Regions from separate parts of the Homo sapiens genome. Here region 2 is linked to region 1. Evidence: read pairs that join two places in POLR2A ChIA-PET (ENCODE). Cell type or tissue: GM12878. All regions are shown on one strand. Region 1 overlaps RFTN1 (raftlin, lipid raft linker 1). Region 2 overlaps RFTN1 (raftlin, lipid raft linker 1).

Evidence for each region. Peaks named below come from ENCODE experiments on the same cell type or tissue, not always from the same donor. Only the 100,000 strongest peaks of a DNase experiment are listed, where the experiment ranks them.
Region 2: POLR2A ChIA-PET joins it to region 1 with 13 read pairs; 4 of 35 experiments call an interaction of 5 or more read pairs at or near these places.

What each region holds. Positions count from the first base shown.
Region 1 is chr3:16,429,217-16,434,216 of GRCh38, forward strand. It overlaps RFTN1 (raftlin, lipid raft linker 1), which reads right to left. Exons shown (of 10, transcript NM_015150.2): 3 at 4,635-4,821. Among named protein-coding and RNA genes, the nearest start is that of RFTN1, 82 kb to the right of the region's middle. RefSeq lists a silencer at 4,509-4,638. In GM12878, no CTCF peak of the experiment used is centred here; DNase peaks (open chromatin) are centred at 2,145, 3,641 and 4,585; H3K27ac peaks cover 2,620 bases.
Region 2 is chr3:16,480,603-16,485,602 of GRCh38, forward strand. All of the region lies in intron 2 of RFTN1 (raftlin, lipid raft linker 1), which reads right to left. LOC124906219 (a long non-coding RNA gene) reads left to right here. Exons shown (of 3, transcript XR_007095839.1): 3 at 1-5,000. Among named protein-coding and RNA genes, the nearest start is that of RFTN1, 31 kb to the right of the region's middle. RefSeq lists an enhancer at 2,078-2,930. In GM12878, no CTCF peak of the experiment used is centred here; no DNase peak of the experiment used is centred here; H3K27ac peaks cover 883 bases.

The sequences.
Region 1 (5,000 bases):
TTTTCAGGGATGTAAGTGAAATCTGTCAAAATGGCAGTGAGCTCAGAGGAATGTTACTGCACTTGAGAACTACTTTTGGAATGACTCATTAATAATTTAGTTAGACTGTCAACGATGCTCTCCAATTACTCAAATACTACTAGAAAACATTTCATTAGGAGATTTAAATAAACTCTTCCTGCCTCATGCTCATTACTCCCCATGTTTGCCCAAAAGAAATCAGGCCCAAGTTAAAAGCTGCCCCTCCAGAAACATTTCCTTGGTTTCCCTTCCAGTGAGAGGTGGCATCTCCTTCTCCCAAACTCCTGTGGCATGAGGCACATATCTCATTTACTTAATTAGACTGCAAGTGCTTGGAAGGCAGGCTCCACATTCAACTGAGCCTGGCATTTGCACTCTCTAACTTCCCACCACATAGAGCTCCTAGCACAATACTCTGAAAAGAGTACTCACTCAGCAAGTGTTAGTGAATGAGTGAGGGGATAAATGCAGGCTTGAGGGGTTCCGTCTGGTGTTTCTGGCATATCCCAAAGCCCAGTTATTTGTTAAAAATTTTATGTGAACCCTCCAAACACATTAGGTTGATATCGAAGTTTCACAGAGTCATCTCATGGTGATTCTTGGTAATGAAGTTCACTTGGGTCAACAATAATCTAGAATGTGTATCTACATCTCTTTCAATGTGCTCCACTTGAAAAATATTAACCAAGTATTTCTTTCTCTTTTAAAAGCTAACTCATTTCATTTAACAGCATCTATAACTGTCAGAACTTTGGCAGACTTTGTGAAAAGTATCACTTTAACTGTCTGAATTAAAAATTAATCACAAAAGTCTTCCTTTGTTTTGTTTTTACTACTTAAACTCCCTATTGATAAAGAAAAAGTCCGTTTTTTTTTTGTTGTTGTTGTTTCTTGAGACAGGATCTCATTCTGTCACCCAGGCTGAAGTGCAATAACACAGTCACATCCCAGGAGCCTCCAGCTCGTGGGCTCAAGTAATCCTCCCACCTCAGCCTCCCGGGTAGCTGGGACTACAGGCGTGCGCCACTACACCCAGCTAATTTTTAAAATTTTTAGTAGCTACTAGGTCTCTCTACTTTGCCCAGGCTGGTCTGGAACTTCTGAGCTCAAGAGAATCTTCTGCCTTGGTCTCCCAAAGTGCTGGGATTATAGGTGTGAGCCACTGCACCTGGCCTTGATGTTTTTTTGTTTGCTTATTTTTAAGATCGTTGGAGTCTTTTCCCCATAATACAAAAAAAATGCAGTTATTGCATTTGCTAGGAGAGAAAATTCCTGTACTTTAAAATTATATTTTACAATGACTGCTTCCAACCTCCACCACTCCTCCCACCTAATACCATTGGGGCTAGAAGTGGGGATGATCCTCTTGATCATTTTTGCCTCATTTTACATGATAAATTATCAAACTTTTGCATTTTTTTAAAAAAGGCAGTTCCAAAGACTCAACACAAAGTTACCTAAGGAATTTCCTTCTCTGGATCTGCTTGTCCAGGAGTTGAAATGTTCATTAAGTTCATCAGGCAGGCAGTTCAGGAACTCTGGATGAAAGTCAGCTCAAACCCAAGGAGACTGCCAACTTCCCTTTCTTGAAAACCCTCCTGCATACAAAGTCTCATTCCTCTCAACAGTTTGCTCATTTTTGTCTTCTGGAAAGTAAGTTCATTTGTTCATGCTACGTTAGTGGAAGTAAACAACCCCTACTGAGCCCCCAGCTTCACTGCTGGCTTATAATGCACTATTCCCCAAAGTGGTGGTTCTTATTTCTGAAGACGGGCTTCCTCACCCATCTTGTCCCATCAGATAACTTAGAGTTTGGTGCAAGCCTTGCAAATCATGTAGTAACAGCCCCTCATTGTAGCAGCTAGAATACGGAGGCCGAGAAAGATCCATCGATGTGCCCCTTGCACGACACTGCTTACTAGTAGCCAAGTGCAGCCTAGAACGCAGGCCTCCTGGCCACGAGTTCTGTGTTCTTTCTTACCTAGCCTGGTGCTTACAGCTCTCCTAGGAGTAAAGTGGCAAGCCCCAATAGTGTTGCTGAGTGCCAGGCATGAAGCCAGGCAAGAATTAGGTCCTCCACACACTTGCTACTCAAAGTGCGTGCCACGGACCATCAGCATCTGCCCCATCTGGAAACAAGTTAGAAATGTAGAGTCCCAGGCCTCCCCTGAGACCTGCTATATCAGACTCTGCTCTTTAACCATATCCCCAGGAGACTCACAAGCACATTAAAGTTTGAGAAGTGTTGCTCCACAGCAGGGAGAAAAAAAAAAAAAGATACACCTTCACTTTTTGAGTTAAGCTCAGGCCAAGTCCTGAGCTCATGTCACCGCCTATGGCAGATCACACTGAAGGATGTGCCAGTGATCTGACCCAAATGGACTTGTCTCCTTTAAACACTAAGGCCACTCGGATAATCTGCAGAATAGAATCCCTGGAGCCCAGTGGATGCCTTATAGAATCCATACAACTCATTTGTCTGTTTTGTTTCCTTGCTGAAATTCTGATTTACTTACTGACTACTGAGGGGTAAAATGGGGGAAAGGTTGAGTAATAAAAGTACTTCTTTATGGAAGATCAAAGATATCCTCCCCCACTTTCTTTTCCTAAAGTGGTTCTCCACAAGAATTGTGGGTAAAGGAACTCAGCACGTGCTTCATGCCAGGATTAAGAATGCAGGTACGGGAGACAGCCTTCCTGGGAGCAAGGCAGAACTCTGCTTGCTGCCATCCGTGTGACCTTGACAACTCAACATTTGTGTCTCAGTTTTCTCACCTTTAAAATGGGAACAAAGATGACACTTATTTCATAGCCATATGATACAGATGAAATGATAATGATCAAGCCTCACATACAGTGAGTGCTCACTAAATATAAGCTACTGTCATTATACATATCCTATGTGTCAGTGTCACTCAAAACCACTGTGGCCCCCAATCTTCTCATGATTGACCCAGATAATGATCAACAGCCAATCAACCTAAAGGAACCAATAATGGACTGGGCGTGGTGGCTCACACCTCTAATCCCAGCACTTTGAGAGGCCTATGTGGGAAACTCTCTTGAGCCCAGAAGTTCCAGACCAGTCTAGGCAACATGGCGAAACCCGGTCTCTACCCAAAATAAAAAAATTAGCCAGGCATGGTGGCGTGCACCTGTAGTCCCAGTTACCTGGGAGGCTGAGGTGGGAGGATGGCTTAAGCCTGAGAGGCAAAGGTTGCAGTGAGCTGAGATCATGCCACTGTGCTCCAGCCTGGGTGACAGAGTGAGACCCCATCTCAAGGAAATAAAAAAGAAAAGAAAAGAAACCAATATGCAGCCAGGCTCAGTGGCTCACACCCATAATCCCAGTGGTTTGGGAGGCCAAGGTGGGAGGATCGCTTGAGGCCAGGATTTCAAGATCAGCCTAGGCAACATAGCGAGACCTTGTTTCTACAGAAAAAAAAAAGAGAGAGAGAGAGAAAGACAAACTAATACACATAAAAGGCAGACACTGAGAAAAGTCTTGCCCTACCAAAACATGTGTGAATTCTGGGTTCGAGCAAAAACATGCACCACCTTTCACTTTGAATTCTAATGTGTGTTGACGTAATGTGTGTTGATGTAGAGTAAGAGCCCCAGAGCTTGATCAACCATGAAGAAATAAAGGAAAGGAAAGGAAAGAGGAGTCAGTCTTAGACACGCAACCTCATGCCTCACAGCTGTCCCTTATGAGCACACCAGCCAAATGCTTTGTCTACCTGCAAAGTGACTTTAAAAGGAGAGAACAAGGAGGAGCTGCTCTGTACTCCCTTTTTAAAATGTGGCACATGCTGTCATTCCTTCTATGATAGTTGGCCAAAAGACAAATCTGATTTCCTTTCCCAGACTTCATTTTAATTTTTATTTTTATGAAAGCAGGAAAAACATACTGCTCTCTCCATCCCATCCTCACTGTTTTTTTTTTTTAAAAAAATTAATATTGTTCCTTTTGAAAGACTAACCCCACTTCTCTTTTCTTAATTAGGCTCAACTGAAATATAGGCATAAGCATTCAACTGGGCAAGCCAAACTGAAAAACATCCCCAAGCCCTGAAAATCTAAATCAAGACCAAACCAATTATAGCATTTTATTTAGGTGGTGTTTATTTTTTGTATTTTTTTAACTGTCAAGTGATTGACAGAATTTATGGTAGGCGCAAAATGTTAAAGTATTTCTAGACTTTGCGGGAAGACATTAAGTTTGTCTATAGCCTCTAAACAAAATTATTTGTTTTCCAGTCATGCCTTTCAGTTTAAAAGTATTGCACTTTTACTAGCCACATCATTCTGGGCATATGCTTCTTCTGAGGAGACATTTTTCTAGCTGAGTTTAATCCAGTGAGTTAAAAGAGGGAAAGAATGTAAAATGGAACTCTCTACTTGCAGTTGGACATGCATTTGTTTTTCATCGCAGGATGCTAGGAAAGAAACCTCTCTGGTTGTCTAACTGTTTGCCTCACCTGTCTGAGGGCTGAGGCCCTGAGGACAGCATGCAAATTTCAACCCCCAACCCCATCCTCTCACTTCCCCTCCTCTATTGAGCATAACTTAGCCGCAACAGGATGCTACCCATTCACCCGTGGAGGCCTTACCTGTCGGTTTTCTTGATCAGGATGGCTCTAAAGATGTGCTCCAGGGGCGTCTTCTCCCGCTCATGGGTGGGCTGCACGAAGGGGTGCAGGGCCGCCAGCGAGAAGCCCTGCTGGTACAGCTCCAGGAGCTGGGCGGGCAGGTCACGCAGGGAGGCCAGCCTCACTGCTGAGGACCCAGGGAGCTCCGCTGGAGTGGAGAGAGGAGAGGCTCATCAAAGACCCATCACAACGCCCACTCAGCCCTGCCCAAACCCCTCTTCCCTTGCCCTCGGGGAGGATCCTCTAGGTCACTGCTAAAATGAGTTTGTCCCAGTTTTTACTGTCTTCAAACAGACTTTATAAGCAGCCTGTCGTTTTCCAAATCAC
Region 2 (5,000 bases), 51 kb after region 1:
TTTCACACCAGATTTGCTTTTGAAAATATTTCGTAGATAAAATTCAACAGGACTCCTGTCTTCTGAAGCATTGGTGAAATATGGTCAAACTATAAAATGACAGTGGACCCAGTGAAATTAGAGAAAGCTTAAAATTCTTTAACGCAATATTGCTAATAATAATTAGTAGGGTGCATAGAATATTAACTTGTTTTCTGTTCCGCTTTAACCAAATTAGATAACAATTATTACCACTACCTCAAGGCTGCTTTTATGAATCCCTGCAGAAAAATAATTTGGTTTTGCTTTGACAGATAACAGTCATCAGCAAGGAATTTCATTTTACTGAAGGCAGGCTTAGTTGCTGAAATTTACTGCTTGGGTTACACACATATGCACATGCACACACACACACAGACACACACACACACACACACACACACACACACCTGAGCCCATTTTCATACAAGACTGAGTAGTGTTGCTTCTTGGTCTGGATTTAGAGTAGCTGGGAAAACAGCATGAAGAGTTTTTACATTCAGAAAGGAATGCAAAGGAATGTAAAGAATGCCTTCCTTCCTTTTAAATCTAATCTTATTACTCCCATTAGTGAATATTTAACAATAACACTAACGCTAATAGCAGACTTGGTCGCAACATCAAAAGCAACAATACCAAAGATGAATATAACAGCTTTGCTCAGAAAAACTTAAAGCTACGTCACACATATTATCTCATTTATCTTTTGAAAATCTCTTCAAACTGTAAGAGCATATTTATCTACTTTGAGACATGTTTTATGGGAACCGATTTCCTTATTACTCTTTGCATCTTCTGTTTAAAAACATGGTCTGTTTTTAACACACCTCCCAGCCAGAACCTCAACTCATAACTCATGCCATTGACTTCCTTGCATGAATCTCAAAAACAAAAACCAACTCTTAGCAATTATAGAAACCGGAAACAAAAATGAAACACAAGTAGGAAGTTAAATAACTTCACTGCATCCAACAATTGCTTTTGCCTAAACTGAAATTAAATAAATAGACACACACACACTCTCCATAAAAACTCTGCTACACAATTTATTAATGAACAGTGAAAAGAAACAGAAGCCAAAAGTGGGTCAGGAGAAACTGTTTAATCTAATAGTCTGGAAATTATATTGGAAGAAACAGATGGTTTCACAGAAGTCAATGTTACCTAGAGGAGCAAGGAGCGATTTTCTAGGAAAGAAAAATGTTTCCCTACCCTACCGCATATACTATTTTCAGCAAAGGAGGAGTCTATATTCAGCACAGGAAAAGTCCCGATATTGGCACACTTACAAAACTGGGACTAAGTGGCAGCCATCCACACATACTCAAGCTCAGACTTGGCCTTCTGAATCTGAGCTGGAGGTCAAACCTAGCCCTATTTTAAAGCTGGGAACAACAGAAGCCAGCACTACGCTCCAGTGGGTTATTGACCAACACTCATGTTCTTGATACCTAAGGAAAGTGGTCACCAACAGGTCATGGGCAGCATGACCCTTAATGTGGCTCCGGACCCTCAGAGACTCTGTGGGTCCCAGGCAGCAGCAAGACACACAGGGCACATGGAGTCGGAAGACCTCAGTGCAAGCTGCGGCTCTGTAAGACAAGACCACCCTATTTGTCAGGCTCCCTATTTGTCAAGCAGAACAAAAAACATCTCTAGACTTGTAAGGATGAATTGAGCTAAAGTATATCAAGCTGCATTGCAAACAACACAGCATAAGACAATGCTCAACCACTCAGTCTATTCTCATCCCCACCATCTATGATTCACCAAAACATGCAGCCAAATTCTCCCTAGAGTAGGGCTCAATCAAAAAGAGAACATCAAAGCTGGGGTCCTTGAATGACCGATCACAGCCAACCAAATCTCAAAGCCATACCCGAGGGACCTTTGGTATTGTCCACAATCCTTAAGAGTAAAGAATTGAAGAAGGCAAGTCTGAGTTCTGATTCTAGCTCATCACACATTCGTTGCAGAACCACGGGCACATTAGGTAACCTCACTGAGCCTTGTTTCCTCATTTGTAAAATCAAGATCTCTATAAGGATTAATTGACACTGAGCACCATGCATGCCACATTAGCTGTTATTACTGTTGCTACTGTTAACAATGATTATATCAATACCAGCAGCATCCAAGTCCACTGCTCCATCACAATACATCAGCTGCAGGGATCCCCAGAGAGGCCAGGGAGGGCGCAGGGGCAGAACAGCCTTTCTGCCATGAAGATGAAGGACTGTACGAGGAGGAGCCTCCCACCGGGGTGAGCTTAAATTTGCGGAAATATAGAAAGTCCCGCCCCACCCAACTCTGACCCTGGGGCCTCTTGCAGCAGTATCAAGGGCTGCTTAGAGCCTCCCTTCTAGCCATCCACCTTCCCTCCTCCAGGGCTTCTGACATTTTGCTCCAAGGTTTGTTTGTTTTTACTTAGAAAAAATGCCATCAACGTCAGTGACTGTATGCTCAGTTCTGCTGAAGAGCTGCAAATGTTATAGATGGATTTGTTATGTTCTAAAACTGCAGGTATCATATTTACAGAGAGGTAATAAATACCTCATTAAGGAAAGGCAAAACAAACACTTCAGAGTACTTGAGGCTCTATCTAAAGGAACCCCATGGTGAAACCCACTTTAAACCAAGAATCCTCCTGTAATGCAAATAAGTACTCATCCCCTCCAATTCTCTTCCTTCCTTTCCCTAGTTTACGATGTTGGGCTCCCCTGTAAAGCACCCCCCTCCCTCCCAGAACCTGCAGGCACCAGCAGCCAGGTATCCATCTTAGCCAGCTCCCTGAGACATCACAGACTTAAGCTGAGTCTGTTGACACCTGTTCTGTAGTGTCAACTGTAGGTGGGGTGGGGACACAGAACCAAACCACAACACCAAGACTGACTTAATGGGTCTGGTGTGCAGCTGGGCATGGGAACTTTTTAAACAAACTTTGAGAATCATTGTGTCACCTTGTATCCTTATTTTTATTCCTCTGGCCTGTCCTCCCAAATATATTCCAAGTCACCTAAAGAAAGTAAGTTATGATTTGGTCATAATACATAGGTAGGTAAGTAAACATTTGTTGAATTTATTTTATACTCAAAAGATCACACTAGTATAATTTTTTTCTGCCATCTCCACTCAAATTAAAAAAAAAAAAATTGTACTCCACATGATCTTTTAAGGTTCTCCAAGTGTGGTCCCCAGACCAGCAGCATCAGCATTGCCTGGGAACTTATTACAAAAGCAGATTCTCAGGCCTTGCCCTAGACTTACTAAATCAGAAACTTTGAGGATGGGGCCCAGGACTCTGCATTTTGACAAGCCCTCCAGGCTATTCTGATTCACTCTCAAGGTTGGGAACCACTCCTTTAAGCTAATGATTAGTTTTAAAGGCTTTTCTGGAGATTGACATTATTTTAGATGAGGCCATGGAACTGGCCTATCATCTCCCTTCACGAAATCAGAAAGGCTAATAGTGCCAGGATTTATAACTAGCCATTAGGCACCCAAACACTTAGCTCCCCACAACTTTCATTTCTTAATTTTCAGAATATAATGTAAATCATGATCCATTTTTTTAGATTAGTCTTTTTCCCAGCCGTGAAGGGAGACTGAAAGGACAACTCTTATAAACAATGATTATCAGCTGCTTCTGTAGTTGTGTGTCAGACTAACACCCCCCAGACTGGAGGTCAAAGAAAAACTGGACCTGTAGAAAACTTATTGCGCAATGTGCATGTCTTGAATAAGGAATGTCATCCTGTTATTATCATGACCACCCAAAATTTATATACAGAGTTTAAGGCTAGAATGCTGGTGGCCGAAAGCCAAGTATGAGCCTGGTCAGCACAATGTCGAAGAAAACATCCCGAAAATCAGTTCTTAAAGTCCTCTTAGACAGGAAAACCACAAAGATGGGAATTTGTAAAATGCAGCAGTGTGGAATGATCCTCGAAATTGTAATGCGTGTCATGGGAATGTCTTATAAGGAGGAACTTAAGAATAGAAATAGAAGAAGACAAGCTTGAGAAAGGGGCAAAGGTGAATAAATTACCTTTGAACTTTTTCATGTTGAAGCCCTTCAATTTAGTTTAAACCCACCACAGCACACAGAAGATTCAGGAACCAAGAAAGCCAAAGTGAAGGCTTTGCTGTTCAGTAAAACTACAAGATATCCTGCAAAGCTCCAAGTGCTTGGTGGCCTAGCAAGTTTCTTTTATAACTGCTCCAAACTCAATATCTCAATTTATTCTTCTATACCGTGGGGGTGACTCCACCTACCTCATAAGATTGTTGTTAGTTTGTTTAGAAGAGATTAATACAACAGTAGGTGCTGAATAAAAAGTAACTCTGATTATTACCTATAAAAAATGAAGCTCTCTACTCTCATACATTGTTGTTGGAAATGTAAAATAGAACAAACACTTTGGAAAACAGTTGAGCAGTATCTTATAAAGGTAAACATGTATTTAGCATAAACCCAACAATTCCACTCCTACATATTTCCCCAACAGAAGTGAAAACATCCACACAAAACACTTGTTCGTGGATATTCAGCTTTTTTTTTTCATAATAGCCCCAAACTGGAAATTTCCCAAATGTTCAACAGGAAAATGATTCAACAAATTGTGGCACATGCAAACAAGGGAATATTACTCAGAAACAAAAAGGAATTAACTCTTGATACACACAACAGCAAGGACTCAATACATACAACAGCACAGACTCCATGCATAAAACAGCACGGACTCCATACATACAACAGCAAGGACTCCATATATACAACAGCAAGGACTCCATATATACAACAACAAGGACTCCATACATACAACAGCAAGGACTCCATACATACAACATCAAGGACTCCATACATACAACAGCACAGATTGAACTGCAAAGGCATTAGGCTGAGTTAAAGAAGCCAGAGGCACACACACGGTATGATTCTATGTACATGTTATTCAAAAAGAAGCAAAACTATTCAACAG